Regions from separate parts of the Homo sapiens genome. Here region 1 is linked to region 2. Evidence: read pairs that join two places in POLR2A ChIA-PET (ENCODE). Cell type or tissue: GM12878. All regions are shown on one strand. Each heading gives the region's core, and the rest is flanking DNA. Links, peaks and the distances in the headings are about the cores only. Region 1 overlaps TBC1D2 (TBC1 domain family member 2). Region 2 holds the start of LOC124902227 (a long non-coding RNA gene).

Evidence for each region. ChIA-PET counts read pairs that join two places held together with the same protein. Peaks named below come from ENCODE experiments on the same cell type or tissue, not always from the same donor. Only the 100,000 strongest peaks of a DNase experiment are listed, where the experiment ranks them.
Region 1: POLR2A ChIA-PET joins it to region 2 with 5 read pairs; 11 of 35 experiments call an interaction of 5 or more read pairs at or near these places.

What each region holds. Positions count from the first base shown.
Region 1 is chr9:98,194,479-98,199,848 of GRCh38, reverse strand. It overlaps TBC1D2 (TBC1 domain family member 2), which reads left to right. Exons shown (of 13, transcript NM_001267571.2): 13 at 261-838. The coding sequence ends at 468. Among named protein-coding and RNA genes, the nearest start is that of CORO2A, 4.5 kb to the right of the region's middle. RefSeq lists enhancers at 1-728, 729-1,596, 3,952-4,468. In GM12878, for the core only: no CTCF peak of the experiment used is centred there; no DNase peak of the experiment used is centred there.
Region 2 is chr9:98,042,642-98,048,011 of GRCh38, reverse strand. It overlaps LOC124902227 (a long non-coding RNA gene), which reads right to left and starts at 2,440. Exons shown (of 2, transcript XR_007061687.1): 1 at 2,173-2,440; 2 at 1-1,552. It also overlaps a transcript of TRIM14 not described here. RefSeq lists enhancers at 2,188-2,237, 2,338-2,407. In GM12878, for the core only: a CTCF peak has its summit at 2,421; a DNase peak (open chromatin) is centred at 2,461; H3K4me3 peaks cover 2,909 bases; H3K27ac peaks cover 2,143 bases.

The DNA.
Region 1 (5,370 bases), core at 141-5,140, 150 kb before region 2:
CACGTGGGTCACCTCCTCCAAGAAGCCTTCCCTGACCAGCCCTTCCCTGCTGGGTTAGGTGTCTTTCTTCTGATCTTCCTCCTGCCTCAGTACATATCTCTGTGGGTGGAAATCATCTTATTCATTGTTTCCTCCTGAGGGCAGGGGTCAGGGCTCAGCCACAAAGGCAGAAGGAATGCGGGGATGTCTGTCTGGGAGAGCCGGGTAAACGCCGGCCAGGTGGGGTGACGTGCTCTGGGCTGATTGTGCCCTCCTCCCAGGAAGCTGATGAACATCGCCTTCAATGACATGAACCCCTTCCGCATGAAACAGCTGCGGCAGCTGCGCATGGTCCACCGGGAGCGGCTGGAGGCTGAGCTGCGGGAGCTGGAGCAGCTTAAGGCAGAGTACCTGGAGAGGCGGGCATCCCGGCGCAGAGCTGTGTCCGAGGGCTGTGCCAGCGAGGACGAGGTGGAGGGGGAAGCCTGACTTGGCCACCTCCCCTCCCCACAGCCTTCCTCACCCTTGGCTGGCAGACCCACTGGAGGTCAGGCACGGACCAGTGGCCCAGCCCTGGGTGTCCCATCACCATGTGACCTTGGACATGTCCCTTCCCCTCTCTGGCCCTCAGTTTCCCCACTGGGACATTGTGTGCTGCAAAGCCATTGGTTGGGCTACTTCTTCATAGGCACTTACTTACCCAGGGATGCCACCCTTTCGTCACCTCTTCCACAGAGCACTTTGGCATGTAAACAAGCAAGAGCACTGCCTCTATAGGGTAACCTGGAACATTCTCTAGGTTATATCAATATAAAACAATGTAAATGGTGGAAATCATTCATAAGCTTTGGAACTTAAACAGTTCTCAGTTACCAGTTGTTCCTGGATGGGCCCACGGTGCCAGGGTGTGCCACCACCAGGCTTCCAGCCTAGGGCATCTCTGGCTGCTATTTCTGTGAGCGTCTGCAGGGCCAGCCCCTGCCTGGTTCCCTGAGATGTTAGGGTTTTGTCTTTCTGGGTAGCAGCTCCTTTTCAATACTGCCTGGGTCTGCATTCCGGGACGCTCTCCGTGTACTGAAGCCTGTTTCCAAAGCCCGGCCCCTGTGCCCTCCTTTCTGCTCACAGCCCATTTTGGGGGGATCCCAGGGAAACCCCCTGTGCACCACCACCAGGAACTTGGTGTGGGGGTTGGGCAGAGAGCCCTGGGTCAGGTGCCCCACTTGTGACCTCCCACTGCCCACTTCACAGGCTGGGGCACGGAGGGTTACCTCTCCTCTGAAAAATGGGTGGTTGGGAGGATGGGAGAAGGTGGGAAGTAGGGACTGCTGCAGCGCAAGCCAGGGCTGGCTCGTCACAGCACCCACCGTGGCCCCAACCCAGCGTCAGCCTCCTCCAGGTCCCTCCTCAGCAAATAGAGGCTTCAGTCTGTCCCCACCCGAGGCAGGGGGTCAAGGCCATACCAGTGACTTTGGCAACTCATTTCTCAGCAAAACCTGTGTCTGTGCTGGCCTAGCCTTGAGTTGGCTGTCTTTGGTATGAAGGACTGGGGGTTCTCACATGGAAGCCTCCTCTCTGGAAAACCACCGAGGATTAGGGGACGCTGCCCTGGAACCTCCTGGCTCTGATCTGAGGCTCCCATCCAGGCTGGGGAGGAAACTTTCCCCATCACTGGGGACCATGGACGGGCCCCGTGGTGGCCCTGGCTGGTCCCTAGCCCCACTGTCACCCACAGGTGTGAATTTGAGGGGTTGGCCCACCAGGCTCCCAGTTCCCTACACTGCACCGCCTGTGCAGCCTCAGGGAGGAGACGCTCAGGGTTCCTCTCCTCCCTGTCCACGTGGGCTCCTGGCTGGCCCGAGGGCTCCACTTTTCTGTGAACACCCTGCATTGGGGCTTGACTGCCTTTCTCATTGCTAAACTTTTTTCATTCGCTAAGGCCCTTTCAGCACCAAACTGTTTATGAAGTGTGATGGTGGCATGAGGGCGGCCTGGGGGTCCCAGCTGCACCCTGGACAAGCTAGATACTGCGCCCCTAAGTTGGTCATCGGGATGATGAGAGGTCCAGCCCCATGGGGCTCCCAGGAGGGCTAAAGCAGGTAAACTGGTGCAGAGCCTGGAGCCTGGCACAGAGGAAAGTGCCACCGATGGGAACGAGCAGCCCTATTTTTTTTTTTTTTTTTGAGACGGAGCCTCCCTCTGCTGCCAGGCTGGAGTGCAGTGGCGCAATCTCGGCTCACAACAACCTCTGACTCCCTGGTTCAAGCGATTCTCCTGCCTCAGCCTCCCGAGTAGCTGGGATTACAGGTATGCGCCACCACGCCCAGCTAATTTTTGTATTTTTAGTACAGACAGGGTTTCACCATGTTAGCCAGGATGGTCTCAATCTCCTGACCTCGTGATCTGCCTGCCTCAGCCTCCCAAAGTGCTGGGATTACAAGCGTGAGCCACCGCACCCGGCCTGAGCAGCCGTCTTACGAAGGAAACACCACCTGCAGGGCCCTGAGGCCTGCAAAAGCCCCAAGGCTGCCTGGGAGCTCTGGCCCAGGCGGTCCCTCTGCCTTTAGCCTTGAAATTCACATTCCCTCTTCAGCAACAACAATCAAAAAAGAATCAGGCAACGGGCACAGGGGCTATTGGATAAATGGCAGCCCACCTCTACCTTTTTCCCTCCCCTTCCCTCCCCCTCCTCCACCTCCCCTTCCCTCCTTCCTCCCCGTCCTCCCTCATCCCCCTTTTTCTCTTTCCCCATTCTCCTCTCCTTCCCTTCTTCCTCCTTTCTCCCCTCTTCCCCCCTTTTCTTCTTCCCTCTCTTCCCCCTCTCCACTTCTCTTCCTCTCTCCTCCGTCTCCCCACATCCCCCCAACCCCAGGCAGAGGAGAAGCTCTGCTCAGAGCTGAGTGTCTGTGCTCTTTCCCTCCCCTCCTGTGGAGAGGGGTGGGTGGTACTTTGTATTTGACCCAGCATAATGTAACCTCTGGTTCCTACCTGGCTGCACCTGAGAATCACCTGAGTAGGCCAGGCGCCGTGGCTCACGCTGGTAATCCCAGGACTTTGGGAGGCCAAGGCGGGTGGATCACTTGAGGCCAGGAGTTCAAGACCAGCCTGGCCAACATGGTGAAACCCTGTCTCTACTAAACATACAAAAAATTAGCCAGGCATGGTGGTGGGCACCTGTAATCCCAGCTACTCGGGAGGCTGAGGCAGGAGAATCACTTGAACCTGGGAGGTGGCGGTTGCGTGGAGCTGAGGTCGTGCCATTGCATTCCAGCTTGGGCAACAAGAGCGAAACTCTGTCACAAAAAAAAAAAAAAAAAAAAGAATCACCTGAGTAGTTTTTTAAAAATGTTGGTGCTAGGGTCCTATGCCTGGAGCCTGTGGTGGAGCCCAGGCATTCTGATACATGGAAGGGTTGGGGACACAGGACACGGGACACAGGGCTAACTGCCTCCTCAGGCCCTGACAGGGAGCTGGGATTGAGAACTGCTTGTCCTGCAGCATCAACTCACCCAGGCCAAGCTCAGGTTACCAACGAGTAGACAGGGCTCAGAGACATTAGCTAACCTATCCAAAGTGACACAGCCACTGGTTGAGCCATGCTCAAGCCTAGAGCCCTTACTGCAAAGCCAGGGAGGACTCCCCCAGCTTAACCCACCTGTGGAACCTAGAACACCTTCCCCAAGGACCTAGGGAAGGGGCATGCCTGGCCTGTGGCCTCCTGGGGATACCCTCAGAAGATAGTTCTAAGCCAAGGAAAACTAGAGGAAGAATTTCCTCATGGTTGCCTCACGCTGGGATTGTAGCACTATTTCTCCCCTTCATCAGAGACAACAAGAGAAGCATGATACCCACATGGCAAGGAGGCTGAGCAGGGACTGGTGGGCCCACCCCAGAGCATCTGTGCCTGCTGTTGCTGCCCCTGGGGCGCCTGCTTGCCCTTCCCTGCTCTTTCTGGAGGGTGTTTGGGGCCCACTCCTGGTGTCAGGTTCCTGGCCCGCACCACAGCTGTTGCCCCCTTCCCCTGGGGCTGCTGCCTTCCAGGGCTGGAGGATCCGATCCCTCTCAGCCCCACCTTCCCACCCTAGGGGACAGGACCTCATGCTCAAAGCATGCCTTCCCCAGGCCTTAGGCCCCCAGCAAGCTGTGGTCCGACCTGCTCTAAAGGAGAGGAAAAGGGAATTACCCAGGGAACCTCCCTGGGGCAACATCCCTAAGAATAAAGGGACTGGGTCAAAGGAGGTGGAAGGCCCCCCTCCCAACAACCCCTAACATAAGAGGTGCTCACTCACTTCCAGAGATTGCCCGTGTTCAAGGCTACTATCCTCCAAACACAGACCCCTCCCCAACCCCCAGGCACTGTCTCCTCATTCTTTCTCAACCCCCTCCCCCATGGACATGGGGCCATATCGTACAGAAAGTTCCATGTGGGGCAGATAGATGGAGAACTTGCCCCCCACCCCCACCACACACACACATATGTTCTGGTCCTGCACAAGATGTTTACCCACATATGGAAGATTAACAAAGCCAGCCATGTGGGTGCACTGGGAAGGAAGAGGGAGGTTTCCTGGCCCATCCCAATCCACACTAAGGCCTAATAGAAGATGCCAGGAGATGGGCCCAACTTTGGAACCAGATCTGCTATGTGGTTTTCTAGCTAGGGGATCCTGCGTAGGTCATGCCCACTGTGGCCTCAGTTTCCCCATGTGTGCAATCCTGCATCTGGACCAGGATTAGAGGGAGGGAAGGGGCAAGAGAGGAGGACACTCCCCAGCCACAGCAACCCCAGGAAGGGTCCCAGGTTCATTGCAGAGGTCTCCCTCTGGCTTATGGGTCCATATGCCCACAGCCCCCAGAGATGTCTCTGTCAAACCAGCTGTTCCCCAAACAGTCCCAGCCACCAACCACCATGGCACAGGGTAGGAAGATGCAGGTGCAAGCCTTGGAGGGCACATCCATAGGACATCTAGGAAGGCTAGGCCTGGAAGGATGAGTGGGTTTAGACAAGGGAGATGATGATTTGGGAAGAGAACTGCAGACAGAGCAAAGGCTCAGAGATGTCAGAGTGCAAGGCGAGTGGCATTGGCAGAGGTAGAAAGCCACACCAGAGATGCTGGCCCAAGCCCTAAGTGAATTAAGACATTCAAGGCCAGGCGTGGTGGCACGCACCTGTAATCCCAGCACTTTGGGAGGCCAAGGCAGGCAGATTGCTTGAGCCCAGGAGTTGGAGACCAGCCTGAGCAACGTGGCGAAACCCTATCTCTACAAAAAATATAAAAATTGGCTGGGCATGGTGGCACGCACCTGTAGTTCTAGCCATTCGGGAGGCTGAGGTGGGAGGATTGCTTGAGCTTGTGTGGTGGAGGCTGCAGCAAGCTAGGATTGTGCCACTGC
Region 2 (5,370 bases), core at 94-5,093:
CTCACTGCAACCTCCACCTTCTGGGTTCAAGCGATTCTTCTGCCTCAGCCTCCTGAGTAGCTGGCACTACAGGCATGTGCCACCACGCCCAGCTAATTTTTGTATTTCTAGTAGAGATGAAGTTTCACCACATTGGCCAGGCTGGTCTCAAACTCCTGACCTTGTGATCCACCTGCCTTGACCCCCTCAAAGTGCTGGGATTACAGGTATGAGGAACCACGCCCGGCTCATTTCCATGCTTTCTAGGTGGCCAAGAGCATGCTTCTCTGATCCGAACATGCAAAGAGCTGAGAATTCCCCCATAATTGCCATTAGCTATCCCCAAAACTGTATTTCCTACCTAGCTATTACACACTAAATTTCTCTCATAATGTGAAGTAACTTCTGGTACCCCCAAAACTCAAAAATATCAGATAATGCAATGCAGAAAAGAACAGAGCCTTAGATTTTGAGAGGGCTCTAACTGCTTCCAATTCCTGGGGTTTCATGAGAAAAACAGAGGTTTTTCCCAAAACAGGCTCTGTGGTGCCTCCTGTTTTACCCAAGGAGTCCCAGGCTGTTAGAGCTTGAATATCTTTTTGGGTATCTTTACAGCAGTGGTCCACTCTACTGGTACTAATTTACTGTATTTGTCCATTTTCACACTGCTGATAAAGACACACCCAGGACTGGGTAATTTATAAAGAAAAAGAGGTTTGATGGTCTCACAGTTCCACGTGGTGGGGGAGGCCTCACAGTTATGGTGAAAGGCAAAAGGCACGTCTTACATGGCAGCAGACGAGAGAATGAAAACCAAGCAAAAGGGATTTCCCCTTATAAAAACCATCAAATCTCGTGAGACTTACTCACTACCATGAGAACAGTATGGGGGAAACCGCCACCATGATTTAATTCTCTCCCACTAGGTCCCTCCCACAACACATGGGAATTATGGGAGCTACAATTCAAGATGAGATTTAGTTGGGGACACAACAAAGCCATATCACCCACCCATTGCAGTGATACTGAATCAAAAGTTCAAGTGGTCACTTTTTGGTCACAAAGGGACCTTTTCCAGCTGTCCCATCAGCCCTTAAATTTCACCTTTGGGGGGAAAAGTTTCCCCAGGTTCTAAGGTCCTGTACGTGCCTAATCCTGTCACTCATAGCTGTCAGCAAAGAGTACAAGGCAGATTTAATTTTTTTTAATCAATTAGTTGCCTAAGCTTTTTATTTGCCTTTTGTAAAGGCTTTAAATAAAAATATGGAAATCTTTTTAAACTCTTCTGCATATCAGCTGGGCGCAGTGGCTCACGCCTGTAATCCCAGCACTTTGAGAGGCCAAGGCGGGTGGATCACAAGGTCAGGAGTTCAAGATCAGCCTGGCCAATATGGTGAAACCCCCTCTCTAATAAGAATGCAAAATTAGCCGAGTGTGGTGGCGCATGCCTGTAATCCCAGCTACTCAGGAGGCTGAGGTAGGAGAATTGTTTGAACCCGGGAGGCGGAGGTTGCTGTGAGCCGAGATCACGCCATTGCACTACAGCCTGGGCAACAAGAACGAAACTCCATCTCTGAAAAAAAAAACAAAAAACAAAAAAACTCTTCTGCATATCAACAGACATCCCTAGATGAGACTAATTAGGGAGCCCTCATTTTCAAATGCATTTCAGTGCAGTTTTATTCATTTGGAATGTTCCACTGTAAGTTACCTTTAGTACGATTTCACCATTTCTGTAAGACTTCGCTGCTTCCAGGGCCCTAATACTTACGCATGTATAAGTCAGAAGGAACTCAGTTCTTCAGAAATTAAGTATCAAATTTTTACCTAGGATATTGGGTTTGCTCTCGGGTTCCCTTGATTAACTTAGCCAATGATTTTTTTTCCTGTGTAAGCACTGAAGAAAAATGAAACAAAGGGGTGAAAAACAAAAATCCCTGTGAATTTCCAAAACCCAAATTTTACACCCCCTGCAATATTACCATTTACTACCAGTTTCTTTCTGACCCAGTCAGTTGTAAGAGGCCTTAACTGGATCCAAGCCAGTTAATTACCAGATCTAATTCAATCCCGGACCCAGTCCAATTTCTGTTGTGATTTCCAAACCCAGTTTGGAACAGAAATTTCCTCAAAGAAACTCGGAGAGCTCAAAGCACAAATCCATGGAGTTCTGAAATCTGAGCAAGAACTTACCATGATCCCCAGCTGCTCCAAGAGATCAATGGACACAAATGGGTCCTGCAGGTACCTTGCTTGATCACTCAGCACCCCTGGGGGTCATTAGAAGAAGCTCTACTTCAGATCCTGTTTCTGACCCCATCTGATGAAAGCAAAACTTCAGCTGAATTAAATTTAAAGGAGTTTAGTTGAGAAATGAACAATCCATGAACTGGGGAGCCTTTTGAGCCAGGCTAGGCTCAGAAACTCTAGCACAGCCATGTGGTGGAAGAAGGTTTACGACAGAAAAAGGGAAGTGATGTACAGAAAACGGAAGTGAGGTTCAGAAACAACTGGATTGGTTACAGCTCAGCATTTGTCTTATTTGAACACAGTTCAAACAGTTGGCTACATTTGATTGGCCAAAAACTCAGTAATTGGCACAGGTGTGGGCCATGGTTTGTTTATACCTCCACTTGTTATAGTTCACGATGTACAGAGAAACCTTTAGGCTGAACTTAAAATATGTAAGGAGGCAGCTTTAGGCTAAACTTGATTTAACAAGAGATACCAGAGATGACCTTGTACTGAGAGAGGATTTGACCTTGGCATGTGAAATGGTGGACGAGAGCTACAAAGTTAGGGGTGGCTGAGCACAATTTACAGGAAGTAGTCTTGGCTGTTGTTTTTTTTCTGTCTTAGGAGGCTGTTGTTTAAGGATCCTACTTCTAGTTCGGAGGTGCATTCTTTATTTTTATTTTTTGGAGACAGAGTCTGCTCTGTCACCTAGGCTGGAGTGCAGTGGTGCAATCTTGGCTCACTGCAACCTCCGCCTTCTGGGTTCAGGCAATTCTCCTGCCTCAGCCTCTCACGTAGCTGGGACCACAGGCATGCACCGTCATACCCAGCTAATTTTTTGTGTTTTAATAGAGACAGGGTTTCATCATGTTGCACAGGGTGGTCTCAAACTCCTGAGCTCAGGCAATCCACCCGCCTTGGCCTCCCAAAGTGCTGTGATTATAGGTGTGAGCCACCACACTGAGCTCAGAGGCGCATTCTAAAGGGTCTTCTCCATTGCTTTTTCTCCCAAAATTAATCTCAATTTGGCTTGTCTGTGTACATTTAAGTGAGGAACTGAACTGTTGTTTTCATAGGTAAATGACAGACTGAGTTTACTCAGCATCCAAGAGAAAGAGCATTTTGCAGCCAGGCACGGTGGCTCATGCCTGTAATCCCAGCACTTTGGGAAGCCAAGGCGGGCAGATCACGAGGTCAGGAGATCAAGACCATCCTGGCCAACATGGTGAAACCTCATCTCTACTAAAAATACAAAAATTAGCTGGGCATGGTGGCGCGTGCCTGTAATCCCAGCTACTCGGGAGGCTGAACCAGGAGAATAGCTTGAACCAGGGAGTTGGAGGTTGCAGTGAGCCGAGATGGTGCCACTGCACTCCAGCCTGGTGACAGACCAAGACTCTTTCTCAAAAAAAAAAAAAAAAAAAAAAAAGAGAAAGGGCATTTTGCCCTTGCTAGCTGAAAGGCGCCCCTGGGTGACCGGGGGCCACATGGGAGTGTCTGGAGGGTTGACCCTCATGACGTGCAACGGCCCTACAGGGAACCCTCACCAAAATTAGTTTTAAAAAGGCTTGTCCAGGAAGGGCATATGGAAGCTGATGACTCCGCACTTTCAGCCCTCCTGAAGGGGCTTAGACCTGCAGAGTCAGAAACTGAGACGCTAAGAGGGCAGTAACACCTCAGTGGTGACACACTATGGAGTGCTGCCCTCAAGCAGCACACACTTTGACCCACTCCACAAAAGCCCTAGGACACAGCTCAGTTCCTCCTTTTAAGAAAAAAAAAAAAAAAAAAAGGAAACAAATAATCTAAGAAGGCGGAGAAAACAAGAAGAGTAACCCCTTTTGGGGCACTCTTAGTGTTATGGCACCTCTACTTGTTAGAATTTGTGTAAAATGGAAATATTATGGTCTTTGTGCACAAGATGACCACTGCATTAAGGAAAAAGAGCCCAAAGGTCCACAGAATTTCTAAGTTCTCTTTCTCTCTATTTTCTTTTCTGCTTGCTTTAACTCTGCTGTTACTTTTCTACTGAGATAAAAACCACTGTTTAGATCCAAACTTTTTTTTTTTTTGCAAGCCAGTGAATTTGTGTTTATCTCATGGCTAGAGTTCTGAAGTAAAAGCTATAGGATCTCTCTCTGTGTGTGTGTATGTGTGTCTGTGTGTGTGTATTTCCTTTATGATAGATTTCTATAATTTTATGTTTAACTGGCAATTAAATCAGTTTTAACTTCCCTCTAGCACACCAGACTTTTTCCTCTCTGAATTTAGAGATGTAAATTTTGCTATCTGATTTTTCACCTAAGAGTTGTTTGCTTTAACATGCAAATTAGCCAGGCATGGTGGCCCATGCCTGTAATCCCAGCACTTTGGAAGGTTGAGGTGGGCAGATCACCTGAGGTCAGGAGTTCCAGACCAGCCTGGCCAACATGGCAAAACTAAAAATACAAAAATTAGCTGGGCATGGTGGCACATGCCTGTAATCCCAGCTACTCGGGAGGCTGAGGCGGAAGAATCGCTTGAACCCAGGAGGGGGAGGTTGCAGTGAGCCAGTATCGCGCCATTGCACTCCAGCCTGGGCAATAGAGCGAGATTCCATCTAAAAAAAAAAAAAATGCAAATTTAGGGCTAGTCAGCTGACAATTCCCTAGAGTAAAGAAACAGGTTATCAAGAATTTGCAAGTCTAAATAGGGGGAAAAAAAGAGGTCTTATGAGTCTATAAGATGTACTTCTATTGGCATGCCTAATACGTCTATGTATTTATGTGTTGTATACACAATGTTTCACTACTAAAAATGTATGAGTTCTAATTAACTGGCTTAAAGAAAAATAAAAGTGCTTAAATCAAATACTTTATCAAAAAAGAAAGACTAATCAAATGCTTTTTCAAGATTGCATGACTTAAGTAAACTCTTTTTTTTTTTTTTTGAGGTAGAGTCTCGCTCTGTCTCCAGGCTGGAGTGCAGTGGCGTGATCTCGGCTCACTGCAACCTCCATCTCCCAGGTTCAAGTGATTCTTCTGCCTCAGCCTCCTGAGTAGCTGGTACTACAGGTGCGCACCACCATGCTCAGCTAATTTTTGTATTTTTAGTAGAGACGGGGTTTCACCGTGTTGGCCAGGATGGTCTCAATCTCTTCACCTCATGATCTGCCCT